Linked DNA regions of Homo sapiens: region 1 is linked to region 2. A link is a loop called in an ENCODE intact Hi-C map of the cell type or tissue named here. Cell type or tissue: ovary. All regions are shown on one strand. Links, peaks and the distances in the headings refer to the core of each region. The heading gives the core; the rest is flanking DNA. Region 1 overlaps WIPF3 (WAS/WASL interacting protein family member 3). Region 2 overlaps WIPF3 (WAS/WASL interacting protein family member 3).

The links. A loop is a pair of places that touch in the nucleus more often than their neighbours do. Peaks named below come from ENCODE experiments on the same cell type or tissue, not always from the same donor. Only the 100,000 strongest peaks of a DNase experiment are listed, where the experiment ranks them.
Region 1: it touches region 2 in a loop (2.0-fold over the local background); 2 of 110 quality-filtered maps call a loop at or near these places.

What each region holds. Positions count from the first base shown.
Region 1 is chr7:29,906,363-29,921,565 of GRCh38, forward strand. It overlaps WIPF3 (WAS/WASL interacting protein family member 3), which reads left to right. Exons shown (of 9, transcript NM_001080529.3): 9 at 8,131-10,699. The coding sequence ends at 8,154. SCRN1 (secernin 1) reads right to left here. Exons shown (of 8, transcript NM_014766.5): 8 at 13,747-15,203. LOC124901827 (small nucleolar RNA U13) reads left to right here and starts at 6,166; the gene lies at 6,166-6,270. In ovary, for the core only: no CTCF peak of the experiment used is centred there; no DNase peak of the experiment used is centred there; H3K27ac peaks cover 687 bases.
Region 2 is chr7:29,832,568-29,847,770 of GRCh38, forward strand. WIPF3 (WAS/WASL interacting protein family member 3) reads left to right here. Exons shown (of 9, transcript NM_001080529.3): 2 at 2,101-2,247. The coding sequence starts at 2,158. Among named protein-coding and RNA genes, the nearest start is that of WIPF3, 34 kb to the left of the region's middle. In ovary, for the core only: no CTCF peak of the experiment used is centred there; a DNase peak (open chromatin) is centred at 6,994.

The sequences.
Region 1 (15,203 bases), core at 6,486-11,485, 76 kb after region 2:
CTGGAGCTGAAAAATACAACAAATGAAATGAAAAATTTACTAGAGGGAATAAAAGGCAGACTTGAGCAGGCAGATGAAAGAATCAACAAACTTGAAGATAGGACAACTGAAATTATTGAGTCAGAAGAACAGAAAGAAAAAAAATTAAAAGTGAACAAAGCCTAAGAGACCTGTGGGAGACCATCTAGCAGATTAACACGCTTATTGTGGGAGTTCTAGAAGGAGAAAGGAAAGAAAAAGGGTAAAAAAGACTCTCTGAAGAAATAATAGCTCAAAACTCTCCAAATTTGATGAAAGGCATGAATATAAACATCCAAAATGCTCAGTAAAGTAAGATGAACTAAAAAACCACACCAAAGAAACACTATAATCAAATTTTCAAAAGGCAAAGAGAAAATCTTGAAAACAGCAAGAGAGAAGTGACTCATCACATACAAGGGATCTTCAGTAAGATTATCAGTAAATTTATCATCCAAACTTTGAAGGCCAGAAGGTGGTGAGCCCATATATTCCAAGTGCTAAAAGAAAAAACTGTCAAGCCGTAATTTTCTACCTGGCAAAACCATTCTTAAAAAGTGAGGGAGAAATTAAGATATTCACAGATAAACAAAAGCTGAGGGAGTTTGTTACCACTAGACCTGCCCTGCAAGAATACCCAAGGGAGTCCTAAAGGGTCAAATGAAAGGACACGAAACAGTAACTTGAAGCTGTAGGAAGAAACAATGACCTCACTAAAGGTAACTATATGGCCAATTATAAAATCTAATATTATTGTAACAACAGTTTGTAACTATACTTTTTGTTTTCTACATGATTTAAAAGACAAAACATTTTTAAATTTTTTAGTTTAAAAGCTAGTGTTATTGTAACTTTGGTTTGTAACTATATATTTAGGGTTATACATAATTTAAGAGACTAGTGTATTTAAAAGACTTATTAATTTATGTTTTGGGGCACACAGTATATAAAGATGTAATTTGTTCACATCAACAACTAAAAGGAGTGGTGATGGAGCTGTAAAAAAGCAGATATTTTGTATGTTATTGAATCTAAGCTACTATAAAATCAAATTATAGTCTTACAACTTTAGGATGTTAAGTGTAATTCCTATGGGCTATGGCCTGAATGTTTGTGTCCCTCAAAGTTCATATGCCAAAACCTAATCCCTAATGTGACAGTATTAAAAAAGTTGGGCCTTTGGGGAGGTGATAAACCATGAGGGCAGAGCCCTCATGAATGAGATTAGTGCCCTTATAAAATAGGCATGAGGGAGCTTGTTCATCCCTTTCACCATGTGAAGATGCAGTTTGAAGGCACCATCTAGCAGACAGCGAGCCCTCACAAGACACCATATCTGTTGGTGCCTTGATCTTGGACTTCCCAGCCTCTACAAATTTAAGAAATAAATTTCTGCTGTTTTCATAAATTACTCAGTGTAAGATGCTTTGTTATAGCAGCCTGAAAAGACTAAGACACCATGGTAACCACACAGAAAATAGCTATAGAATATATACAAAAGGAAATGAGAAACAAATTTAAACATTTCACTACAAAAAAAGTCAACTAAACAGAAAAGAAAGGGTATGAGGTACAAAAAAGCTATATAGAAAAGAAGTAGCAAAATGACAGAGTAAATCCCTCCTTGTCAGTAATTGCTTCAAATGCAAACGGATTAAACTTTCCAATCAAAAGACAGAGATTGGCAGAATGGATTTTTAAAAATCTGATCCAACAGTATGCTGTTTACAAGAGACTCAGTTTAGCTATAAAGACAAATAGGTTGAAAGTGAAAGGATGGAAAGAGATATTCCTACTGTGATCAAAAGAGAGCAGGGGTGGCTCTACTAACATCAGGCAAAATAGACATTAAATCAAAAAGTTTACAAGAAACAAAAAGGACATTATATGTTAATACAAGTTTCAATAGAGCAAGAAGACATAACAATTACAGATATTAGTTCACCTAATAACAGACCATCAAAATGCATGAAGCAAAACTGACAGAATTAAAGTGAGAAACAGACCTATAATAATAGCTGAAGAATCAAATATCCTACTCCTAATAATGGGTGAAACAACCAGACAGGAGATAAGGAAAGAAATAGAGAACACAAAAAAGCTGTATATAACAGACATATACAGTACAGTCTACCCAACAACAGCAGTATATACATTCTTCTTAAATGCACATGAGACATTTTCCAGGAGAGTCCATTTGTTAGGCCACAAATTAAGTGTCTTAAATGATTTTAAAAGATAGATATCAGGCCAGGCATGGTGGCTCATGCCTGTAATCCTGGCACTTTGAGAGGCCTAGGTGGGTGGATCACCTGAGGTCAGGAGTTCCAGATCAGCCTGGAACATGGTGAAAACCCATCTCTACTAAAATACAAAAAATACCCGGGCATGGTGGTGGGCACGTGTAGTCCCAGCTACTTGGGAGGCTGAGGTGGGAGAATCACTTGAACCCAGGAGACAGAGGTTGCAGTAAGCCAAGACCGTGCCATTGCACTCTAGCCTGGGCAACAAGAGTGAAACTCCATCTCAAAAAAAAAAAAAAAAAAAGATAGATATCAGACAAAATATCTTTCCTAGCACAGTGGAATAAAATTATAAATCAAGAACAGAAGTAAAACTGGAAAATTCACAAATTTGTAGAAATTAAACACTACACTCTTAAACAACCAATGGATCAAAGAATAAATCAGAAAGGAAACTATAAAACACTTGGAGATTAATTGAAATGAACATACAACATACCAAAATTTATGGAACACTGAAAGCAGTGCTAAGAGGGAGATTTATAGCTATAAATTGTTACATTAAAAAACAAGAAAGTTATCAAATCAGCAACCTAATTTTACAATGTAAAGAGCTAGAAAAAGAAGAACAAACTAAACCTAAAGCTAGCAAGAAGGAAGGAAATGAAGAAAATTAAAACAGAGATCAATGAAATAGAGAACAGAAAAACAATACAGAAAATCAACAAAACCAAAAGTTGGTTATTGAAAAGATTAACAAAACTGACAAACCTTTAGTTAGATAGACTAAGGAAAAAACAGAGAAGACTCAAACTGCTAAAATCAGAAATGAAAGTGGATACATTACTACTAATCCAACTGAAATAAAAAGGATTATAAGAGAGTATTATAAATACTTTTATGCCAAAAAGTTGGATGACCTAGATGAAATGGACACATTTCTAAAAACACAAAACCTACCAAGACCAAATCACAATGAAATAGAAAATCTGGCTGGGCATGGTGGCTTACACATGTAATCACAGGTCTTTGGGAGGTTAAGGTGGGAGAATTGCTTGAGGCCAGGAGTCTGAGCCAGCCTAGACAACATAGCGAACCCTGTCTCTACAAAAAAATTTTTAAATTAGCCAGATATGGTGGTGCGTGGCTGTAGTCTAGCTACTTGGGAGACTGAGGTGAGAAGATTGCTTGAGCCCAGGAGTTTGAGGCTGCAGTGAGCTATGGATTGCACCACTGCACTACACCCTGGGTGACAGAGTGAAACCCTGTCTCAAAAAAAAAAAGAAAAAGAAGATAGAGAGTAGAAGGATGGTTACAAACTAGCGGGGGAGTGGAGTTGGGGATGGTTAATTGGTATAAAAAATAGTTAGAATAAATAAGACCTACTATTTGATAGCACAACAGGGTGACTATAGTCAACAATAATTTAATGGTGCAGTTTAAAATAACTCAAAGAATATAACTGGATTGTCTGTAACCCAAAGATAAATGCTTGAGGGGATGGATACCCGATTTTCCTTGATGTGATGATCACTCATTGCATACCTGTATCAAAACATCTCATGTACCCCATAAATATATACACCTACTATGTACCCACAAAAAAAAAGAAATAGAAAATCTGAATAGACTTATAACTAGTAAGGACATTTAACCATTAATCAAATATCTCCCAAAAAAGAAGAGCTCTGGGCTTCATGGCTTCACTGGTGAATTCTGCCAAACGTTCAAAGAACTAACCCAATCCCTCTAAAAGCTTTCCAAAAAATTGAAGAGGAGGGAACGCTTTTTATCTATTCTATGAGACCAGCATTATCCTGATACCAAAGCCAGCAAAGACACAAGAAAACCGTAGACCAATATCCCTTATAAACACTGATGCAGAAATTCTCAATAAAATACTAGCAAATCAAATCCAGTAGTATATTAAAAGGATTATATACCATGACCAAGTAGGATTTATTCCTGCATGGCAAAGATTATTCAATATATAAAAATCAGTTAATGCAATATATTGCATTAATAGGATGAAGGGAAAAAAACACATGATCATCTCAATTGATGCAGAAAAAGCATTTGACAAAATTGAACACCTTTTCATGATAAAAAAAATTCTCAATAAACTAGGAATAGAAGGAAACTCCCTTAACATAATAAAAGCCATATATGAAAAATCTACAGTGAACATGCCCAATGGTGAAAGACTGAAAGCTTTTGCTTTAAGATCAGGAACAAGGCAAGGATGCCTGCTTTCATCGCTTCTATTCAACATAGTACTGGAAGTCTATCCAGAGCAAAGTTGGGCAAGAAAAAGAAATAAAAGACATCCAAATTGGAAAGCAAGAAGTAAAATTATCTCTGTTTGCAGATGATATGTTGTTATATGTAGAAAATCCTAAAGATTCCACCAAAAAAAAAACTGTTAGAAATAATTCAGCAAAGTAGCAGGATACAAAGTCAACACACAAAAATATGGTTGTATTTCTACACACTAACAATGAGCAATCTGTAACGAAAATTACAGAAACAATTCCATTTATGATAGCATAGAAAAGAATGAAATACTTAGCAGTTAACCAAGCAGGTGAAAGACTTGCATAATGAAAACTATAAAACATGGCTGAAATAAATTAAATAAGACATAAATAAATGCAAACACATCCCATGTTCATGGGTTAGAAGACATTATTGTTAAGATGTCAATACTACCCAAAGCAATCTACAGATTCAGTGTAAACCCTACCGAAATCTCAATGACATTTTCTTCAGAAATAGAAAAACCCAGAATCCTAAAAGAAGAATCCTAAAATTCATATGGAATCTCAAGGAACTCCTTGAGATAGCCACAACAATCTTGAAAAAGAAGAATAAATCTAGGGGACTCACACTTCCTATTTCAAAACTATAATAATCAAAACAGTGTGGTACTGGTATAAAGACAGACATATAGACCAATGGGATAGAATAAAAAGCAATAAATAAATAGAATAAAAAGAAATAAACCCTTGCATGTATGGTCAAATGATTTTAACAAGGGTGCCAAGACCATTCAATAGGGAAAAGGTAGTATTTTCAACAAATGATGCTAGGAACACTGGATATCCCCACATAGAAGAATGAAGTTGGACCCCTTCTAATATCATGTACAAAAATTAACTCAAAATGAATCGAAGACCTAAATGTAGGACCTGAAACTGTAAAACTCTTAGGAGAAAACACAGGGCAAAACCTTCATGACACTGGGTTTGACAATGATTTCTTGGATATGACACTAAAGGCATAGGCAACAGAAGAAAAAATAAGCAAACTGGATTTCATGAAAATCTTTAAAATTTGCATATCAAAGACAATATAAAAAAGAAAAGGCAACCCACAGAATGGGAGGAGGTATTTTCATATCGTGTATCTGATAAGAGATTAATATCCATGATATATACAGAACTTATAAAACTCAACAAGAAAACAAATAACCTAATTTAAAAATGAGCAATGGACTTGAATAGACATTTCTCTAAAGAAGATAAACAAATGGCCAATGAGCATAGGAAAAGTTGCTCAGCATCACTAATCATTAGAGAAATAAAAATCAAAATTACAATGAGATACCACCTCATACACATCAAGACGGCTGCTATCAAAACAAAACAAAATAACAAGTGGTGGCAAAGATGTGGAGAAAATGGAACCCTTATGCACTGTTGGTGAGAATGTGAAATGGTACAGCTGCTGTGGAAAACAGTATGGCAGTTCCTCAAAATATAAAAAACAGAATTACCATATGATCTGGCACTTCCACTTCTGCGTATATACCCAAAAGAACCTAAAGCAGAGCCTGGAAGAGATATTTGTACACCCATGTTCATAGCAGCATTATTTACAATAGCTAAAATGTAGAAGCAACTTGATCCTCTTGTAGTTCATGAGCGTGATGATTGAGTATTCATGTGCATGTGTGAGATGTGCCACTCTCTGAACCTTGTTACAACCTTGGCACATTACCTGTCTGACCTGAACTTGGAAAAATAAAGTAAAATGTAGAAGCAACTCAAGTATCATAGATAGATGAATGGATAAACAAAATGTGATACACGCATGTACAGTGGAATATTATCCAGCTTAAAAAGTAGGAAGTTCTAAAATATGCTTCAACATGGATGAACTTTGAGAACATTATTCTAAGTGAAATAAGCCACTCACAAAAGACAGACACCATATATGCCTCCATTTACCTAAGTACTTACGGTAGTAGAAACAGCAAGTAGACTGGTGCTTGCCAGAGATTAGAGGGAAAAAGAAAATTGAGAGGTATTGTTTAATGGGTACAGTCTCAGTTTTACAAGATGAAAAGAGTTAAACAAAAGTGGGTACTGATGATTGGTTGCAAAACATTATGAATGTATTTAATACCCCTAAACTATACACTTAAAAATGATTACTAGTCAGCTGGGTGTGGTGGCTCATGCCTGTAATCCCAGCACTTTGGGAGGCCAAGGCAGTCGGATCACCTGAGGTTGGGAGTTCGAGACCAGCCTGACCAACATGGAGAAACCCCATCTCTACTAAAAATACAGAATTAGCCAGGCATGGTGGCGCATATCTGTAATCCCAGCTACACGGGAGGCTGAGGCAAGAGAAGCGCTTGAACCCGTGGACGGAGGTTGCGGTGAGCTGAGATCACGCCATTGCACTCCAGCCTGGGCAACAAGAGTGAAACTCCGTCTCAAAAAAAAAAAAAAAAAAGGTTACTAGTGTAAATTTTATGTTATTTATATTGTACCACAATAAAAATGGAGAAAAAATGTTAATAGGCATTCACTCTAGAAGACTATGGCTGATTTGTACTTTCTTCTTTTGGCGTTTATGCAATTTCCAAGTTTTCTACAATGATTATATTATTCCCGTGACCAGGAAAATATAGTAATAATCATAATCATGTTCCTTCATATTCGTATGGCTCTTTACATTTTTCAGTTAGCTTGCATATGTTATATCATCTAATCCTTTTAATAACCCTGTGATGGAAGCTGGAGAGATACCTTTAATGCCATTTTTATAAAAGAGAAAACTTTCTAGAAATTTGAAGAACTTGCCCATGTCACAATGCCCAAACCTTCTGACCTCTTGTTCAGTGCTTCTTCCATAATGCCTCACTGCTTTTCCTGGCATGTTAGAATCTCCAGGGACAAGAATCCTCCTCACTACCAACGTGTCACACACTGTGCAGGATCTGGTCTCCAGCCTCACGGCAGGCATGCACCCAGATCACCTGAGTCTGGTGGTTTTGATCTCCGCCTGCAAGTCTACTCAAAGTGGATTGTAGTCTCCTTTGGGCATTCCACAGTCAAGAAGATCTTTGTATCTCACTGGATACCATCTTAATTCTCACTGCAGTGAGACACAAAACAATTGAGAAATCACTGGGTTCTAGACATTGCAAACAATACCCCAGGGACTGCTCTTTTTTATGGCTAGAGTGGTCAGTGCATGGGGTGGGAGCCCTGGGCTGGAAGTCTGAATGCCTAAATCGGTTTCTTGCTTTTCCACTGCCTTAACTTGGGGTCTCCAGCACGTTTTTTTTATTTCTCTGAGCTTCCTGTCAAGTGAATTGCTGATGATTGGTTCTATAAATGTTTATAAGACAGTATTAGGTCCTCACATACCATCAACTACATACCCCATTTCATCTGGTTTCCACCCACAGCCCCTTGGGTAAAAGTCAGCTCTTTGCATAGGCATCTCCCCAAACTTGACAGCCTTGCATGAATGAGAAGCTTCGGGGCCCAGCCTGTTTGGGGGGGTGGAGGAGGAAGGCTTTCATGTGCAAGAGTCTTCTAACTCCACCTGGTAATGTTCTGTTATGTTTCCACAGTTATCTCTAAAGACTCTTCGGTGAGAAGACAGATGAAGCGAAGGTCCTGGGGTTCCAGGTTGCAGAACAACATGTCAGACCCCACCCACCCCATGCTCAAGCTGTAATTCAGTTGGCATACAGGCTTGGAATTGAGAATTTATTTATTGTAAATATGTGATTTGCACGGGCTTTAAAGCAGTATTTTAATTGACTTTTATTTCGGTAATATTTTTTAAAACACCCCTCATTTTTCCATTTTTTGCATTGCATCTTGGCATTTGTCAGCACAGATAGAGCCCTGTCCCTCCACCTAGTGCCCACTCCATGACTGTGAATCTGCTTGCAGGCTGGCCCTTCCTAGATTCTGAACCGTTTGTAGAGAGTCCTTAGTTTGCAGGTAGCCCCAAAGTTATAAATATCCACAACGGCTTCTTATTGGCATAATTTCATATTCTCATCACACTAACTGCAAAATCAAACCAAATAATGCCTTATCAATGATGCAGCTCAGAGGAAGTAGCGTGTCCCCCACACCCAGACAGTGCCGCGCAGCCTCCAGGGAACGAGGTGCCATGTCTCGCTTCCATTTTGCAGTACAGGGAATTTTTTTTTTTTTTTTTTTTTTTTTTTTTGCTGCCTAATGTAATACATCACAAAGTAAAGGCAAGAGTGGGCTTGGCCCTCCGATGCCAACCACAGGGCCCCTTTTGTAACTGAATAATCCTCCAAGTAGCCAGTGCTCCTACTGTTTACAGTGTCCCTCGTGCCCAAGTCTCTGTCACTTTCATCCTGTTCCCTCCAAGTTCCCAGTCCCATCCCAGTAGCCAGCTTTATGAGATTTTGGTATTTCTTCCCTACAGATTAAAAACATACACAACTCATCATTATGCTAAACTACCAGTTGTATCTCAGAGGTCTCCCCTTCTGCCCTTGCTTCGAGTGTGGACTTCCATGGAAAATATGACATGAAAAAGTGTAGAACGAAACATCGTGTGAAATACCTGCCACAAATACCTAGTGCCTCACTGCCCCCATCTTAGGATCCTTGGAGCCACCCGTCAGGCAAAACCTAGCTCCCTTCTGAGCTAAAGGAGAACCTTGCCTGACAACTCCACATTCATTCCCTTGTGGTGGGCACCTGTCTGTGGGGAGATGTGTGCAAGCTCAGCCACTCTGAATATGGAAAAGGTCAGGCCGGGCTGGTCCTGCTCTTCACTCCCTCTTCTTGATCCTGTAGGGAGTGGAAATGTGTTTTTGCTTGCTGCCTGACCCCTGATGTTCCCCATCTTTGGTCGGGGAAGACTGTGACAGAGGAAGGAGAAAAAATAGAAGGAAACAGACTGATCCCTGGGCTGTGCTCAAAATAGCTGCCCTTTAAAGGAAATCAGGCAGGGAGGGGAGGGAAACCAGCGAAAAAGAAATTTGCTTTGCAACAACCCACGCACACATTCACCCCTGAAGTATATCATGAACAGACCAAGCCATCCAGAAAGGCAGCCGGTCAGGAGGGTGTGGGCAAACATGACTGCATCTGCCTCACTGTTGTCTGGAGTAACGACTCAGGTGGTGTCCTGCAGCAGTGCTGTGCTTTCTCATTCCAGATGGAAGCAAGTGAGCCAGGGTCAAATTCCCTTCTCCAGGGGAATGAATCAAGCCCAAACTGTAACAGCTAAATAAGTAGAAGTTTTTGCAGGTCATCAGCTCTGGGCATAACTAATTTGTTTTATTGGTTCTGGAAGATTTCCAAAAAGCCAGAATTTATTATTATAACAGTGTCCACTCCACTGCCCTCACAGTTGTGTAAAATAATTATAGAAGTTTTAATGATCCTGATTAAGAAGACCCTAGACAAAGGCAATTCCACCTTCAGAGTAGACTGCCTGCCCTAATGAGGTGTTTAGACATTCGTGTCTCCTATGGCTGGGATGGAAATTAAAATAACACTATTTAAGGACAGAGCGGGCCAGGAGCAGTGGCTCATGCAGGTAATCCCAGCATGGGAGGCTGAGGTGGGTGGATTACTTGAGGTTAGGAGTTCAAGACCAGCCTGGCCAACATGGTGAAACCCTGTCTACTCAAATACAAAAAATTAGCCAGGCATGGTGGCTCACACCTGTAATCCCAGCAACTTGGGAGGTTCAGGCACAAGAATTGCTTGAACCCTGGAGGTGGAGGTTGCAGTGAGCTGAGATGGCACCACTGCACTCTAGCCTGGGCAACAGAGCGAGACCCTAACTCAAAAAAAAAAAAGGACAGAGGGGAGGAAGGAGCAGAAACCAAAAATGGCAATTAGGGAGAAATCTCAGGAATGTGGCATCCCATCTCCCCTTGAGACCTATCACTGAATTCACAACCCTTCGAGCTCATGCTGGTGCACTGAGTCCCTTGGGCGCTGTAAAGGTTTAACCCCTTGACTGTAAACTCAGACTTAGAGACATCTGAGTCACACAGTCCCCGCCATTGTCACATATTCTCACTGACACTGCAGTCTGTGACTCCTCCAATGTTTCACGTGTATTTTATATTTATTGATGTCTCCTTCCGCAGATTCATTTCTTTGTACTTAATAAACTTTAGTAAGTGGAAATGCTTCCAGTCGTTTCCTTGTTAAAACCCATCGGTGGTCACCAGTATCAATCTAAACCAAACATTTTTAAGGATCAGGAGAAGTTGAAGTTCTAAGAATGATAGAAAAAAAATAGATATTTACATGGATACGGTGCTTGCTGTAACATACTGTGTTAGAAACAGGGCCTTTCTTTCTTGAGCTAACTAGCCTAATTGGTATTTGGAAAAAACAAGCAAGAAAAAAAAAATTTCTCAGGTGCATTTTTTAAAAAGTAGATAACACTATATTTATTCAGTTTGATTAACACAGAATGGGCAGTGTATTGCTTATAAATTCTGCTAAATTGTGTTGAAATAGAACAACCTTCCCTCTACGTGCACTTAGTCCCCACTCCCAACTCAGCAAACCCCCCAAAAAAGCCTCCTGTAGGAACAGAATCATCTTGAATCCCCCTGTAGTATTTTAAGGTGGACCTTTGGGAACAGGGTTCAGGGGAGGTGAGATTTATCTGCTAGGCAAGCTATCTCAGAGCTAGTGCTTAGAAGGCAAACCAGGATCTGAATCTCCATTTTGCCTCTTACAAGTTGCCTCTTACAATCTGTGCCTCAGCTTCCTCATTTGTCAAAAGGGGACATAAATATGTACCCGAGTGTATATTGGTGAAGATTCAATGATGTAATACACATGGGCAAGCCCTCAACCCTTGGATCACAACGGAGCCAGTGATGCACACCCTGCACCCCGGGGAGCAGCCAGTTTGCTGGTTCCATGCTTGGGCACAAACAGGGCTCTGCTGGCTGCATCCCAGGCACTTCATTCAGTATTTGCTGAGCTACTCAGACCACACTTCACTAACTCTGCTGCTGGATAACAATGAGAGAGCAGTCATTAAAATTCATAGATGTTCCTGAAATAAATCTCATCTAGAAACTAATTTCAAAGCTGGTTACTACACACTTTGCATCAGAATTAGTTAAGGGGCCGTTTTATTGCTCTCTTATTGGTGGAGGTACAGATTGGCTCTTTGATGGCCAAAAGGGCCAGTCTGAATGGGGAAGAAAAAGTAAGGGCCGAAGATAATCTACAAAGTGGATGATGAACTTCAGAGTCACATTGAGCATGGCCGTGGTGAAGTAGCTAGAAGTGTAAGCACCTTTTATGGAGCTAAGTGTGAGAGACGTGCTTCCTAGAGAGGGAGCAAGTTAATGGGAAGGGCCATGGACTCCAGAAGCAAGTTCCAAATTCTCAGACGGTGCCCCGGGAGGCTTCAGCATCCTCCACCCACCCATTCTGTTATGGGTCGAATTGTGTCCCCACAAAAATCCATAGGTTGAAGAAGTCCTAACCCCCAGTACCTCAGAATGTGACCTTATTTAGAAATAGGCCCATTGCAGATATCGTTAGTTAAGATGAGGTCATACTGGATTAGGGTGGGCCCCTGATGCGATATGACTGGTGTCCTTATAAAATGAAGAAATTGGACACAGACATAGACACAGGGAGAACGCCACATGAAGATGAAGGCAGAGATAATCAGGATGCTGCTTCTATGGGTCCCAAAGTGCTGAAGATTGCCAGCAAGCCACCAGAAGGTGGGCAAGAGACATGAAACACATTCTTTCTCACAGCCCTCAGAAGGAACCAACCCTGCAGATGTCTTATTCCTGGGACGTCTGGGCTCCAGAACTGTGAACCAGGAAATTTCTCCTGGTTACGCTGCCCAGTTTGTGGTACTTTGTGACGGCAGCCCCAGCAAAAGAATACAGGCTTTGTCACCCAGAGCTTTGCAGGAGGGTACAATGTTTATGAAAAGAGAGCTGGGAATAAAATTTCAGAATTAGCAGCTCCTTATCATGTAAACAGAGCAGTCATCTACCCTGACCTTGAAATAGGTCATTCATTGCAGGTGACTAAGTCCTATCTTCACGAGCAAGACATTCAGTTGCGTTTTACCTGTCACAGTGGAGAGTCATGGAAAGCAAGCTGGCATTTCTGGGTCACAGGAGTGAAGAGAGCTGGCTTTTTCCCTAAGTGGCATCCTCTCCTGTTGTGGCATTGCTGATGCCTTGGAATCAAGATGTCTGGCACAGAGTACCAGCCACTCTGATGATCTAGACTTCCATTCTAATAACTATGGTAAAATACACATAAAGTCTACCATGCTTACCATGTTTAGTGCTTAATTCATTCGTGTTGCGTACATTCATATTGTTGTACAACCGTCACCACCATCCCTCTCCATAACTTATCTTGCGAAACTTTCTGAAACTCTATACTCATTAAACAGTAACTCCCAATTTCTCCCCCACCTCCAGCCCCTAGCAACCACCCTTCTAATTTCCGTCTCTGTGATTTTGACTGCTCTAGGTACCTCATAGAAATGAAACCATATAATATTCGTGACTGGTTGATTTCACAGAGCATAACATCCTTAAGGTTCATCCATGTAGCATGTCAGAATCTGCTTCCACTTTTTAAGGATGAATAATATTCCATTGTATGGATAGAACACATTTTGTTTCTCCATTCTTCCATCTGTGGATATTTGAGTTGCTTCCAGATTTTAGCACTGTGAATAGTGCTACTATGAACATGGGTGTGCAACCTCTCTTCCAGACCCTACTTTCAATTCTTTTGTGTATACCCAGAAGTGGGATTGCCCGATTATACAGCAGTTCTGTTTTTCATTTTTTGAGCAACTCCATACTGTTTCCCACAATGGATGCACTGTTTTACATTCCCACCAACAGTACATAAGGGTTCCAATTTCTCCACATCCTCACCCACATTTGTTATTTTCTGGTTGTGGTTTTTTGTTGTTGTTGTTGTTTTTGTTTTCAATAGTAGCTATCCTGACGGGTGTGAGGTGATATTTCGTTGTGGTTTTATATTTAAAGACTGAATTTATCCACAGAACATTACATGATGCAAGAAACTGCTGAACTGACTGTTTTCTAAAGATTCTAGCCAGAAAAATATATCCATTCTCATACATTTTCTATATTGCGACTGAGGCCCACGTTTATTCACGAGACACAAAACAGAAGAGGCCACTCCACTGGATGTTAATTTCAGTTTTTTTTATTGTATGCTTGATGCATTTAGAGACAATTCCAAGGGCAAGCACTGGATAGGGATATTATCTGCTTTGTAGATATTTGTACAAAAGACTGTTAAGACTACATGGCCAGTTCCCACTGCAGGAAACAGAATGATTTTCTTTTTTTTTTATTATTATTCCCTGCCAATAGCATTTTCCATCTAACACATTTAAATTCTCACAGCATAATTGCAAACATGTACATATTGGTTCCCACGAGAAATCTGCAGGTGACATTTCGGGATGTTTGGAGTCAATCAGATAAAGCACATTATGACAGAAACCATAAGAGGGGAGCTGGGACCTGGGACTGTGCAGAATGAAAAGCCACGGCTACGGGAAGCATAAGCTTGTGCTGCAACGGCATGTGCACATGACCTGCTGCTCCTGGCCCTCTACGAAGCATGCCCAGCAAGGGAACCTCCTCCGTCCCTCCTCCACGTGCTTCCTTCCTAAGGCTGAGAGCTCAACTGAAGACCTTCCCCAATAAATGACAGATGGCTCTTCAGTCAGGAATGCAGTTAGTGGTTTCATGACAGACACACTGGTCCCACCCGGCTTCCCTGCTGAACCACCCAGTACTGAATAACACCTGTACCAATGTGGGATGACATCAGCTAGGAAGCAAAGTAATTTGCCTGGTTGATGATTATTTTTTATACCTAATGATTCACCCAATAGTAAAGGAACCCCACAGCTAAGGTCTAACAGGCATATACCTGCTCTGTTAGTTTATAAGAAAGACTCGTTCTAATAACACCAGGTCTTATATTATTGAGCACTAAGGAACCTCCATAATTTCGATTATATTCTACCTAAAATTTCAAAGCACCTCCAAGAATGAAAGGGTACTATTTCTGCTTTGCTAATTTACTCCTGCCAGAGCTTCTGTCCTTGAATATGAGGGCTATCTTCACCTATAGTAAATCCCATCTATTAGACAAGACTAGCTAGCTTATGTTTGGTTATGGGGCAAGGGAGTGGGGGAGAGATTCTGTCCTTTCTGGCTATGGCTTCTTTCTGCACAAGCATGCTCAGCCCCCACCCCAGTCTGAAAAGATACACAAAGGGTTTCCTAGGAAGCTACTTATACACTATGACCCTTAAACATAATTTTTGTATTTCATCTTGAATATTCATGTTCCCTATACTGCCTTCAGAAAAGCAATCCCTGGTCCACAAATTATTCATGTAACAAGCATTTTTCAAAAGCAAAATCTGTTAGGAACATTTAAAAATGAACATTCCTCACTATAACAGCCTGCTCAAAACCCAACAACCTATTTCCAGCTGTTAATATAAGTACATAAAGTCACTAAAAGTAAGCGCAGCCACATCAGCAGATTCTCTGCTCTCTTGTCGTCTTTCTCCACCCATCCCAATGCACAACTGTCAACTGTGCTTATAGACCACCTCCAGACC
Region 2 (15,203 bases), core at 4,624-9,623:
GGAATGAGGCAGTAACACAGTGATGATCAGGCTCCTTCTTTCAAGGAGCCTGAAATACTTTGTAAGAAAAGTGTAGTTGTGTACAACAATCAGCTTATGCACCTCCTTGGAACTCTTAGGAAAACTATCATGGACTCTTTCCCCAAAAAAGTTGCACTGACACACATATTTTACGCCATTTTCAATTTTTGTACAAATTTAGATTAATCCTGCTGGGAAAAAAGATGGTACCATATGATCCAGCAATTCCACTCTTGCATATACGCTGAAAAGAATGAAAAGCAAGGTCTTGAAGAGATATTTGTACACCAATGTTCATAGCAGCATTTCTCACAACACCCCAAAGGTGAAAGCAACCCAGGCACTCATCAATAGATGAATGGCTCAACTAAATGTGGTGTATACGTACAATGGAATAATTCAGAATGAATTTCTGATCCATGCTACAACATGAATGAAAGTTGAAAACATTATGCTAAATGAAATAAGCCAGACTCAAACGGACAAATGTTGTATGGTTCCACATATATGAGGTACCTAGACTAGACAAATTCATAGAGACAGAAAGTAGAACAGAGGTTACTGGGGGCTGAGGGGAGGAGACAGTGGGGAGTTATTGTTTAATGGGTACAGAGTTTCTGTTTGGGATGATGAACAAGTTTTGGAAACGGATAGTGATGCTGGTTGCACAGCATTGTGAATGCACTTAACGCCACTGAATTGTATACTTAAAAGGAGTTAAAATGATAAATCTGATATTCTTGGACTTTAGAACCTGTTAAGCCTTGGTTCCAATCCCAGGTCTGCTGGTTATAGTATAGGTGACTTTGAGCAAAAGAGTTAATGTCTCTGAACATCCTTTTCTTTATCTATAAAAATGGGGATGCTAGGGCGTTGAAGCCCTGACCTTAGAAGATTCTTGTAGAAATAAGTGTGATTAGTGTGTCACATAATTGCCATTTATAAAAAGATAAAAAGAACTAACATATTAGGTGAGCAAAATTCAGTGGACTATGCTAACAAGAAAGCATCACATTGCATAAATGCTTTTGGCCTCTGTGGAGACAAGAATATTAACATGAAAAAACATAAATGCCACAGGATTTTAAAGATGAAAAAACATAGGGACAGGCCTTGTTCTGGTCCTCCAGTAACCAAAGGGACAGCAGGAATACAAAATCACCCCTGCCCAAGTGTAAGGTTTATTTCAGTTTCTGCTTTGATTGTTTTTAGGTTCTTATATAGGTTTTTCCAATTCTTATAAACTATGGGGTTTTTCTTTAATACAGATTTTAAGTCCTTGCAGTGTGCCTTGCTATGGGTTCTAAGACACATGCCCACATACACACATATGCATGCACACATACAGGCTCCACACATTTATCCAGAGATCAGACCTCCTATAATATTAACTATTTGAAACAGAATCATATTGGCAGAATCATGCCAAAAAGCCCCCTGCATAGCAAATACCAGATAGAAAGTCTAGGCAGAGGAGAGGAGTGGCCCATCCTCATCCAGATGGCTGGGTAGAAATGATGACACAGGAATAGCAGGGAAAGTAAGAGCTGACAGGAGAGAAAGAGGCAGGAAAATGACTAGCGCCCTAAGCCTTGCTCGAGGCTGGCATCATGAGTTCATGTTGAGCCTGTGACATTCAGAAAAGGTTACATTTCATTCTGTTTGCTCTGCTTAGGAAAATGGGAGTCTATGCAGAATGATTGAAAATGATAAAACTAAAAATTTAATGCTAAAGAGGTAGAAGTCAGTTATCTGGAAAAATTATTATGGAATGAAGGATTGCTATATATATATACATATATATGTATATTCTATTTGTACTGAGACACAAATAGCTAAATTCTATCAGTTTTAACACCTATTATCTCTAGAATCTGGCTGCTTTTGTCAATCTCCAGCACTTAGCACAAAGCTTGCCTCAGAGTGGGCACTCTGTGAATAAATGAATGAACAAATGAGTGAATGAATGAACAGGTGAAAGAATCAAGCTGACTATAATATGCATGTCTGCAAGATACACATTTCCTGCATGTAAGTAAAGAAATCCAAGTTTAAATCCATTCTTTTTCTCTTTTTCAGAGCAGAAGCCACTCTCTTGGGACCATTCATAAGCAGGAGACATCAACACCGTGACACATGCCAGTGCCACCGCCACCCCCACCTCCTCTGCCTCCACCTCCCCCGCCTCTGGGGGCTCCTCCCCCTCCCCCACCATCAGCACCCCCGGTAAGACCTTTTTTTCTGATTGGTTTACTGTGGAGCATAAACTGCTTGAATACACTTGAGCAGAAGGTTTTAAATGTTCAGAAGTAGCACTGCCTAGCTTCCCTGTGGCAGGTGGCATCTTAGGTGGCTGGATCTGGCAGCTTTAGAGTCTGATTCCAAACCAGCCTGGCTCAGCCATTTCTCTCCCCCATTCTTCGGCAGCTTCCACCTCCACCTCATTGGTCTACTGATGTCTACCTCATTTCTCTTCTCATTCCTGCTGCTTGGTACAGGCTCGCGAGTCTGAGTGACTTTCTGTCTCACTGGAAACCTCACGCAATGGGCCATGCCAAAGTGCACGGCCAATGAGGCCTTGTGAAGTCAAGTTCCAGTGTGGAATTTGGATGGTGATAATGAGAGATTGAGCTTCAGTCCCCTAGTGTAATAGGAAATGCCACAACGAGATATAAAATCCTTACATGAAGTTTCCCTATCTACACAAGACTGAATCGAGGCTATTTCAGTTCGTGTTGCTGAATGTTCTCTCTTGGTTTCATAGTTTGGTTTGTGTCTAGAAGTGGGCCACTGAGGGTGGTCATTTTGTTTTGGAACAGGGATTCTCAGCCTTGGCACCACTGACATTTGGGGTGAGATCATTTGTGTTGTTTGGGCTGTCCTATGCATTGTAGGATGTTTAGCAACATCCCTGGCATCTACCCACTAGATGCCAGTAGCACCCCCCAATTGTGGCAGTAAAAAAATGGCCCTATATATTGCCAGATGTCCCCTTGTGGGGCAAAAATCACCACCGCACACACGGTTTCAGAAAAATGCTAGTGCTTACTGCTTATGGCAAACTTTTCCTCTGAAGAAAACCAGGAGCACTTCTCACACTCATTTTCCATTCCTCACACCACTTCAGTGAGGGGCGTCTCGCATCCGCTCCGCAGCTTCTGTTTTCCGTGGAAAATGAACGAGATGACGGTATGGCACACAGAGACAGGGCTGCTTAGAGATGGTGTGAGCCAAGTCAGCAGAAGCCAGGAACAGAACCTCCCTGCCATCCTCCCCACCGGATGCAACCCTCCCTCAGATGTGCAGATGACATGGCCCTGAGGAGTGTTGGCTATGAAGGGAGAGCCTGCGGCCCCTGCTGCATGACCACAGGCCCTGGTGAGGGTGAGAGTATGCCTGAGATGTCACCCCACGTGACATTCGTTTGGACACTGACCCTATCTGAGGTGCCAAGGGCTTAGACCTGCCTGGAACTTGGCTCTTGCCCTGCAAGACAGTAGAAAGAAAGCACATAGTATAAATTACGTTTGAGAGCTTTCTAACCAATATAAACAAAGAATAGGAATAGGTATTGAAGTTTCACTGCTGAATTTGACCCAAAGTCAAATTCAAGGTCATTGCCACAAAGTGATGGTTTGTAAGTAAACACACATGAAACTATCATATGGATCTTGCAAGCACTGAAGAAGTACAACTTAGAATAACTGCAAATACTGACGTACCCATAAATTTAGCCAGAATAAATAAACTGAACAAAATCCATGTTATTGGAGGTTTGAGAAAATAATCCTTTTTAAACATTGCTGGTGACAGACAAATGTCTAGGACTCAGTAAAAGTTGAACAGGTCTTTCTGGAGTGTTCTCTGTAAGAAAACAGTAAATGTGTATGTATCATAGTTTTCCCCTGGTAATCAGGTAGTTTTATTTTTGAGACTGATTTAAGAATTTAACCCTAAAAATACCAAAAAGAATTTATGCAAGGATATGTCCAACAATGCTATTTATTCTAGCGAAAAAATAGATCTTAAATGGCTTACGAGAACTAAATGAAATGTGTTATGTCATACTGTTAATTAAAAATTGCATTATGCAGTGGTGGTAATTAAAACTTACATCTGGCGGGGCACAGTGGCTCACACCTGTTATCCCAGCACTTTGGGAGGCCGAGGTGGGCAGATCACCTGAGGTCAGGAATTCAAGACCAGCCTGGCTAACATGGCTAAACCCCATCTCTACTAAAAAATACAAAAATTAGTCAGGCATGGTGGCAGGTGCCTGTAATCCCAGCTACTCAGGAGGCTGTGGCAGGGAGAATTACTTGAACCCAGGAGGCGGAGGTTGCAGTGAGCCAACATCGCACCACTGCACTCCAGCCTGGGTGACAGAGTGAGACTCTGTCTCAAAACAAAAACAAAAACAACTTACATCTATGCTGATATGGAAAAGTAGATATAAAATGATGGATTGGAAACAACACACATTTTGGCCGGGCATGGTGGCTCACACCTGTAATCCCAGCACTTTGGGAGGCTGAGGCAAGTGGATCACGAGGTCAGGAGATGGAGACCACCCTGGCTAACACGGTGAAACCCCGTCTCTACTAAAAATACAAAAAAATTAGCTGGGCATGGTGGTGGGCGCCTGTAGTCCCAGCTACTCGGGAGGCTGAGGCAGGAGAATGGTGTGAACCCAGGAGGCGGAGCTTGCGGTGAGCCGAGACCACGCCACTGCACTCCAGCCTGGGCAACAGAGTGAGACTCCGTCTCAAAAAAACAAACAAACAAACAAATGAAAAACACATTTTGTGCATAATGAAATCAACTACTTAATATATGTAATAAATAGCAAAAATCAGAAGAGAATTTGATAATGTTGACAATAACATTTAATATTTTATTAGGGAATTTCTTCTTTAAAGATGCTTAAATGCATAATAAAAATAATTGTACATTTGGTTAAATTTTTTGAATTCTCTCCTTCATTTCTCTCTCTCTTTCTCTTTCTGAAGAACAGGTCAATTTAGGAGTAAAATAATCATGTAAATTTTAATATTTTCTTAAAACATATTTTCTACATTTATGTAGAAAAATAATGTGTACACTTACAATACATATTAAAGGCAAATAATTAACGTCTTTAGCATATAAAGAGCTCTTACAGATTACTATGGAAATGATGAATACAAAGATGGGCACAGGATATGATTAGATTGAAGAAATGCAAATATTTTAACCTCACTACAGTTTAATAAGAACAAATTAAAATAATGAGAAACCATTTTTATCTATCAGTTTAGTGAGATATTTTTATTTATTTATTTATTTAGTTAGTTAGTTATTTAGTTATTGAGACGGAGTCTTGCTTTTTCGCCCAGGCTAGAGTGCAGTGGCACTATCTCGGCTCACTGCAAGCTCCTCCTCCCAGGTTCACACCATTCTCCTGCCTCAGCCTCCCGAGTAGCTGGAACTACAGGTGCCCGCCACCACGCCCGGCTAATTTTCTCTATTTTTAGTAGAGACGGGGTTTCACTGTGTTAGCCAGGATGGTCTTGATCTCCTGACTTTGTGATCCACCTGCCTCAGCCTCCCAAAGTGCTGGGATTACAGGCGTGAGCCACTGCGCCCAGCCTAGTGAGATACTTTTTAAATGTTGGCTGGAGTATTAGGAACTAGGCACTTATAACTCTTGGTGGGAGCAAAACTTAGTGAAATGCCCTAAGATACAATTTGTCAGTAAAAAATGGACCTAGTTTCACTTCAAGTAATTTTCTTGACATGGCTTCACTTCAAGTAATTTTTATTTAAGTAACTAATCATAGATATACAGAAATATATAGCTATAGGAGATTAATGAAAGTATTACTTGTAATAATAACCAAAAAGAAAGAAACAAAAAACAACCCACATTTTTTATGACAGCAGATTCAATAATTTATTATATATCCTCTAAATGGTATATGAAGCAGCCATTAAAATCATATCAGAATTAAAAAGAAGAAAATGACAAATGTTGGCAAGGATGTGGAGTGATGGAAACTCTCATACACTGCTGGTGGGAGTGTAAATTGATATAAACCCTTTGGAAAACCGTTTGACAGCACCTACCACAGTTAAACATGTGCATCCTAGGTAGATATCCAAGAGAAGTATGTGCCTGCATGACCCAAAAGACATGTTAAGAACATTTGTAGCAGCATGAATAGCACAAAACTGGAAACAACCCCCTATGTCCATCAATGGCAGAATGGATTGATAAAATGTGTGTTATGGTCATGCTCTAAAGTATTATACAGCAGTGAAAATGAATCAACAATACATGCAACAATGTGGAGGAATAGCCACGTGACAAAAGAATACATGCTGTATGATCCCATGTATATAAAGCTCCAAAACAGAAAAAAATAAACTACAGTGTTTAGGAATGCAAGACAAGCTGGTAAAATTATGAGGAAAAGCAAGAAAGGGATAACCATAAAATCAGGAGATGGCACCCTTTGGGAGGAGAGTGGGGGACTCAGGATCAGAAAGGCCCTGGGTGCTTCTAGAGTGCTGGCAAGACTCTAATTCTTGACACAGGTGGCGATGACATACAGTATCACTTTATAGAAATACGTTAAACTGTACAAAATTATTTTATGTGCTTTTCTATTTGTGGCACTGGACAATTTAAAAGGTTAAAAGAGAAAAAAATCATATCCAAATTAATTTGTAACTTCCAATGTCGTGATTGATTCAGACAAGAATCATCTATGAAAGCTAAAACCACTGGGTGAAAGGTTGTGGGGGAAAAAGATGTTCTCAGGGTCAGAAGTATCACCCACAGATGCTTCTTACTGCAAAGGGGAAAGTGTCTCTTTAAAATGGATCAAACTTACCGTCACGTGTAATGGAATGACCTCCTATCACAAGCCTCTGCTGGATACAAGGAGGCGCACAGAGCGTCACCCTGTGGTAATCTGCCCGGAATGAATGACCTCATGAGCAAGCAATCAGACACATGCAGAATGTGGGACCTTCTGCAACAGAGGCTGGCAAACCAGGACCCCTGAGCCACAGCCAGCTCACCACCTGTTTTTTATCGTCCTCCAGCTAAAACTGGTTTTTACATTTTCAAATGGCTGGAAAAAAATTAAAAGAAAAGTAATATTTTGTGACACATGAAAAGTATACGAAATTCATGTTTCAATCCATAAATAGTGTTATTGGAGCACAGCCACACTCATGCAATTTGTCTATGACTGTTTTTATGCTACAGCAGCAGAACACCAATTAAGCAAAATGTTATTCCTCAAAGAATTCCATTCTTCTCACTAGTAGGCTTGAATTTTAAAAATTTTACTCAATTATTATTACTATGTTCTGAGTTCTGTCAATAAATATTTTGTGGAAGTTTCTTTTCTCTTTTGTTATATAAGTATATACATTATATTCTAGATTTTTGCCTCTTGGCCCACATACCTAAAATATTTACAGCCTGGCCCCTTCCAAGAGAAGTTTGCCAACACCTGTCCCGCAGTCAGCTGGGCTCATTCAGCCTCCCATTCCCACTACCCACCACCCACCCACTGCAGTAGCCAGAGATCTTGCATGCGCACATCCTCTGCTTCTCCTCTCGAGAACTTCCTGGACCCTGTTGAGCTGTGGCCCACTCCATCCTGCATGGTCTGGCCCCTGCCTGTCTCTAAGACCTCCTCCTGTGCCCCTGTCCTGGAGTCTCCTACTTAAGGCCTCTGCATAGCCATTGAGAGCCTGGAAAGGCTCTACACAGTCATCCCAGCTCAGGTGTCCCTTCCTCCTACATTACTGGCTTTTATATCTTTTATATCTGCAAACCCCCCACTTCAGAGCAGGTAGTAGTTTTTAACTTTTTTAAAAATTTGACTGGGGTCTATATTTGATGTTTTGTGTCACTCATGCCTGGCTCGAAATAAGTACTCAACTCACTGAATGAATGAATACATGAATGAATGAACAATTATTTATGTAAATTGGGTTAAGAAATGGAGTTAAAACTTTTTATAATCAGTGTTCAGGACTCTAAACATCTATGTTGTGAAAGAAAAAAGTATATTTGAAGGTAGAAAGCATGGTAAGAAAGACTTTGTTTAGGACCATCACAACAGGTGGATAGGATTTTGCAGTAGGGGAGAGAGATTGGGCTCAACTCCAAATACAACATGGGCAAGAGGGAATGTATAGCCCAGGAGCAGGGTGGGGGTCAGTGAATATACTAAAAAGAAACATCAGGGCTAAAGGAGATTCTGGCTGAATGCAGCTAACAAGATTCTTACTGAAGACAAGCCAGGGTGATCGGACATACCCTGGTGGTTGGTGAAGGATAAGGCACCTGATCGGATATCAAGGGTGATCAGATATCGAGATGGGGTCGTTCTTGCTAAACCGACGTAGCAGGGGGTTTTGCCAAAACTGGATTTTACAAGGGAGTGCACAGATGGGCCTGGGAGAAGCTTTGGAAGCTTGGTTAAATTTTGGTTACAAGGTCAGGATTCTCTGGTCAAGCAGAGAGCCTTTGTCAGTGGCATAAGCCAGCATGTCAGGTTTTATTATATGTAATCTTTGTAAGATGGGGATCATTTTGTGTGATATGTCTGATCCTCTGTAACGAAATGCAAACTTCACACCGGCTCTGGAAGACCTGGGGAGTAGGTTAGGGGGAAATTAGGCTAAACATTTTTTAGTTTCAGCCTTCTACCTCTCTCCCCTCACCCCTTCTTGCTCCTCCTCATCTCCGTCGCTGATGAGCATCTTTTCTTTTTTCAAGAGCGTGGAACAGAGAAAAGGGCTGATGGAGCCTGCTGAAGCTGTGGAGCAGGCTTAAAGCAAAGCCAGACGGGCTCTCTTCATCTCCTTTCCCTCTTTTCTTGCTTCTGGTTCCCCAGTTTTTGAGCTCCTTTGTCTGATCTCTTTAAAATTCAATGTTGTCTGGCACAGTGGCTCAAGCCTGTAATCCCAGCACTTTGGGAGGCCAAGGCAGGTGGATCACTTGAGGTCAGGAGTTCAAGACCAGCCTGGCCAACATGGTGAAACCCCATCTCTACTAAAAAATACAAAAATTAGCCAGGTATGGTGGCGAGCACCTGTAATCCCAGCTACTTAGGAGGCTGAGGCAGGAGAATGGCTTGAACCCAAGAGGCGGAGGTTGCAGTGAACCAAGATCACACCACTGCACTCCAGCCTGGCTCAAAAAAATAGTAATAATAAATAAAAAATAAAATCCAATATCAATGTCAAAATTGCCCACATGGTGTGTTGGTCCACTTAAAATTAAATTATTACTGTTGCTTTACTTATAAGATGTAACCTAAAAATATATCTAAAGGAAATAGAATGGATTTGATATTTGAAATGCATCAGAATTTTACCAAACTTTTCCTTTCAACTGTACTTTGACCCCTTGGTAGATTCCAAGATGAGCAAAGAAGCCCCTCGGGGGCCTGTGATTTCGGTTTTCTTGCCACAGTCCCTAACCATGGGCAGTGCACTCTCCCTACATGTCACTGACCAGCTGAGAAATTCTTTGGAGTTGGGTTGCCCAGGCAAAGCCTGACAGTAGGGTTTATGGCTACAGCATTTGTGTTTATTTATAAAATAGAATGTGGATTTTTATACCATTATTATTTAATGTTGCCATTCAAGTTTCAATATCCTAAGGAAGAAACAGTTCACCTAGGGCAGGCCATGTCTTATTATTTAAATACAAAGGGGAAACTGGCTTGATAATCACTTTTTACCATGAAAAGCAACGCTCTAAGTAGGAAGACACTGAGGTGCCGTATATTTCTGCCTGCCCGTTCCGGGAGTGATGTTTCATAGAATGCTGAAGGGAGATTACAGTGAGAGGCTTATCGCACCCCTAGCTGTTTTCCTCCCTCGTTCCTGTTTGCCAGAGTCTTTGCTTTCAGGAAATTCAGTGGCATGATTTTTCTCCTTGTAGTCTAAGGATTGCATGATTCCTCGGCAAAGTGGGCTTTCGAGTAGGAAATATAAGCTGTGACATATATTGGGAGGTTTTCCCACCGTCTTTAACATGCTGGGGTGCATGCAGTGTAGAAAAACATGCCAATCTGTGAAAGAAAATGGAGAAAATGGAGTGCCCTCTGAAGTCTCATGAGAGCTTTTTTTGGAATTTTGTGTTTGCTGTTGTTAAAAAAAAATGCAGGGGCAGAGGGTCGCTAGGTGGAAGGGTGCTTAGTAGAATTGCATATTGCACCATATTCTGGAAAAGGTAATTTGCATGTCTGCTGGTTCATTTGGAATAATGAAAGGCTTAAAAATTCTTACACACTGTCACTCACTTAGGTTCCCCTGACACTCTGGTACTTCGATTAGTGTCACTAATGAGGGACTGGGGACGCTTACCAGGAACTGATAGTGGCCACTGGAATAAGGATAAGGCATTTGCATCAGGCCAAGCTGTTAGGATAGTATTAAGTTGACATTTGGTTGCTGCTTAACAGTTTGCAAAATGACACCTTTGTCTTTAAGCAATTCTAAAAACTTGATTTTCCCTCTCTTCTTTGGTGGTGAACACCAGGAGCAGGAACATGGCTTTAGTGAAAAATGAGCTAGTGTTGGCAGCAGGTTTCCTTGGTCTGGAAGAGAAAGAGGTGTGGCAGGACCTGCCACTCATACTTCCAAAGGGCCATTCAGGGTGGTATTTAAATGTGTTTCTTTTTTCACAGCTGTGAGGTGGGAGGGGTGGCAGGAACAAAGAGGAGAGGGCTTGCAGTGGTGTGCAGGAGGCAGCGATTACAGACTCATAATGCCCAGGACTTGGCAAGAAAAGCCTGCGAGCGCTTGTTAAGGGCCTTTGTTGAGTTTCATAGGAGCCCGGAGCATAAGCCGCTCGCAGGCGGTGTCTGAGCTGAGGGTTACGGCAGGAAGGTGACAGGGGGTACAATGCCAAAGGGTGACCCTAGGGTTTGTCTCTGGAGCAATGATTCCTAACTGGAGCTTTCTGTTATACCCAAATCTTCTGGCTCTTTGCCTTGGAAATATTTTAAGATTCCAGGGTAACTAACGATTCCTAGAAAACTGCCAGCGAACCTTTCCTCCCTCCACCAGGTTTGTCTTTTCATCTGTACGCTGCTGTGCTTGCGAAGGTCACCATCGTTGGGAGGCTGGGATCTTTGGAGCCACTTACTTCTTTCCCCAAACTGTTCTTTCCTTCTTTAACCTTTCTTGTCATAAAAGGGAAAAAAAAACTCCACCCACGTCAGGTTGTTGCTGGTGGTTAGAGAACCAGCCCTGCCCAGGGAGGAAAAGCTCTCATCAGGTGGGGTGAGGAGGGGTGGCCCATGCTGAGCTCCACATCTAGTGGTGCTGGACTCTGCAATGTGACTTCCTGGCTGCCAAGCCAACACGCCACATCTCTGCAGTGGAGGGCTGGCTTGGCAGCCAGGAAGTCACGTTTCCTAGATTGTTTAATAAAAGGACAGGTAACATGAAGTGAGAAAAACAGGATACATGTAGACAGTGTAGTCCCAATTACGTAAAAGAAAACTGTGTGTGCACAGGCTTGCCTATGCACTCTCACATAAAGGCTGTAAGGACATGGAAAACGTGTCATCACTGGGTATCTGGGGTGGAAAAGGGTTGGGTGATTTTTATTTTCTTTTTTTTGTGAGTCTGCGTCTCCTCAGATGTCTACATGGAACATTTGTTTCTTTTATAATTAGAAGAAAAGGTTTTTAAAAAGGAATGAATTATCACTTACCCATTGGCTGAGTTGGATCCTGTAACAATAATGCTTCATAATAACAGGCATCTACTAAATAGCTATTGTGCCCCCAAGTACTGTGTTAAGCACTTAACATGGATTGTCTAAATTATCTAAATATTTACAACAATCCAATGAGGTAGGGACCGGTAGTGCCATTTTAAGGATGAGAGAACTGAGGCACAGAAAGTTTACTTACGTGCCCAGTGTCACACAGCCAGTCATGGGTAGAGGCTGGATTCCTCCCCTGCCTTTCTGGCCATTGAGCCTAACTGCCGTGTGCCCCACTGCCTCCAGCTGCGTGAACGGGTTCAGTAAGTGGTACTGATGACTAGGCAATGAACACTTATCTAGCATTTACTATGACCTTTGCATTGGCCTGTGGACTAGCACATAGTAATTGAGTTATTCTTCACAGTAACCCTTTGAGGCAGGTACTGTTCTCATTTTAAGGATGAGCTAACTCAGGCACTGGGGGCACGTCACTTACTGGGCAGGGCTATTATTGGGACTCTGGCCGAACGGCTCCCGGCTGTGCTCTGAAGCGCTAAACCAAAAGCCCTTCGATGCAGATCTTCTCAAGGATTACTTCTACTTCTCTCAATCTAAAAGCCAGGAAGTCAATGGATTCGGCTCCCCATACCTTGGCCAGAGCTTCCACATTTCCTCCAAGCTGCCTCCTGAGATTGCTGTTTTCTTTCCTTTTTTTTTTTTTTCTGTGTGGTTCCATTGTTTTCCCCACTTGCTTTTTGGTTCTTCCACCCTTCTAATAGGAAAAAAAAAAACACAAAAAACATATTGCATATTGTCCTCGGAATAAAACTCATGGTTTAGAGAGATTCTGATAGAGAATCAGCATGGAAAAAGAAGATGCAGTGCAAAGGAACTCGGTTTTGTTTTGTCTTCGTTTACAGCTAATGGCAGATGAGCTCAGAAGGATAGGGTCTCTGCTGCTAGCAGTGCGGGGCACATAGTGAGGACAGTGGCTGCCCCTTGAGCTCAGTGACAGCAGACTGTGTTCTTAACCTTGATCAGGCTATCATGCAAATTTAACTGAGCTTTGGCCACACAAAATTACTAAGTCTCTGCCTCTGAAGAGTTTAGAACCTGAATCCAGAGAAACCAGGGCATGACATTGGTCACTGCTTGGTCATGAGAAAGATGAGTATAGAATTGGCTTCTTATTCCTAGACTAAAACTTTGTACCATATGTTGCCTCTTCATTAAGTATTTCCTGAATACGGGATCCTGAAGTCTCATCTTTAAAGAGCCCTCTTGCCCTCTGAATTAGTCACCTTTCATCCCTAAGCTTGCTTCTCTGCATATCAGGCATTAGATGTGCCTAGATAATGTTGTGAGCTCTCTCCTAAACAGACCAGAGTCGGATGAGGGATGAGGGAGGATCTTGGGGCCAATGGTCACAAAGCAGCTAATGAGAGATCTGAAGACAGAGAGTCTGTGCCTAGGTCAGTCCGAAGGACGTAGTAGGCACTCAGTTCCTAGCCTTTCTTCCTGATCTAGTGAGTTTAGTGCAGATACTGTAATTCACCAGGCAAACCCACTATGAGCTAACCAACCACGATTTTCCATTTGCCGTGAGCCTAAGCCTTGAAAGCCAGAACAACATTCTGCGTTGTGTTGTATGAGAACACCATCAACATTGGACCTGGCTGTGATATGAAAGTTATTTTTTAAAGAAGAAATAAAATTAAAAAAGAACACCCTCAATGCATTTAAATTTTAGTAAGAATATTTTATAAAGCAAATGCAGTTATATCAGAAGTAACAAATATAGGGACAGCAAAATTTAATACTTGGGTATTATTTTAAAAGCCATAAAGTATCTTTTGGCACAGCCTTTCTCATTCCAACTCATTATTTTCCAAGAGAATAGACCCTGTGCCTTTTGCTTTGCATGAAGATTTTTTAAAAATTCACAGAAAGGAACACAGCGTACCCACTTTGTACATGCTAGCAATAGATTTCCATTTTAATAAGGCCTGTTCACAATAGAGGAGTCTGAATGTGTTTTCAAGTTGGTTAAAGCAGGATGCCACCTGTACCACATAGAGTATTTAAAACACAATGGTGGCCAGGCACGTTGGCTCATGCCTGTAATCCCAACACTTTGGGAGGCCCAGGCAGGTGGATCACCTGAGGTCAGGAGTTCAACACCAGCCTGGCCAATATGGTGAAACCCGATCTCTACTAAAAATACGAGAATTTGCTGGGCATGGTGGCGTGCGCCTGTAATCCCAGCTACTCGGGAGGCTGAGGCAGGAGAATCGCTTGAACCTGGGAGGCGGAGGTTGCAGTGAGCCAAGATCACACCACATTGTACTCCAGCCTGGAAGACAAGAGCAAAACTCTGTCTCAAAACAAAAATCAAAAAACAACACGGGGTGTAAAAACAGGTTTAAACACGTTTGTGTCCCACAGTTGTCCAATCAGCACTCATTGTGCTAAGCTGTCTGCTTCAGTAGGGATCATGTAATGGTGCAGCCTGGTGTATTAAAAACAAAACGTGGATTCTAGAGTCATACACCTTGGAAGCAGAATTTCAGCTGTGCCATTTCCTAGCCATAGGATGTCAAGCAAATTACTTAATAACTCTAAGCCTCAGTTTCCTCATTTGTGAATGGGACTAATAATTGCCACTTCCTAGGGTACATTGCTCCTAGAATGGAAACTTCATAGAGGGATTGTTTTTGTCTATTTTGCTCACAATGCATCTTTAATGCCCTGAACAGGAGTATAGCAGGCATAGAGTTATTGTGAGGATCCCATAAGATAGCAGTAGCAGCTGTTGCTTACCAAGAGCCTCCTTAGTAAATAGTACCTACTTTCATTTTGGGGACTGGAAAACAACTGGATAAATAACCCGATCTTGGACCGACATGTTCAGGTCAAAAGTCCTTGTGGTCAATACAGGGCAGGAGGTCAGACACTAGAAGCCAAGATCAAAATTGAGAACCTGAGTTATCCAAGTGGGAAGTCAGGCCGGCAGTCTGAAAATAGCCCAAAAATAGGTGGTATGGGACCAAGGGAAAGCTTCTCCTATGCCCTCTGAAGGTTTGTTAAAAATCACTGAAAAGAGGCCAATTAACAGGAGAAAAGGCATATAAATTTTATTAACGTGTACCTGGGAGTCTTTAGAATAAAGACCCAACGATGTAGCGGAAATTATCTATTTTATGTTTAGGTTGAACAGAGTATTGACAGCCGTGTGGAAATATGATTAGACAAAGAGGGTAGATCCGATGCTAATAGACTGAACAGGGGAAACCCAGCAAGGTGTGTCTGTCTAGACTCCTTCGGCCTCCCTGAGCTGCATTCCTTCCTTCTGGGTGTGGGACAAGACCCTCTCTGGAATGAGGTCTTATGACCTACAATCAAACAAAACAGGTCAGATAATTTCTTTATGGCCAGTTTTTACACTGAA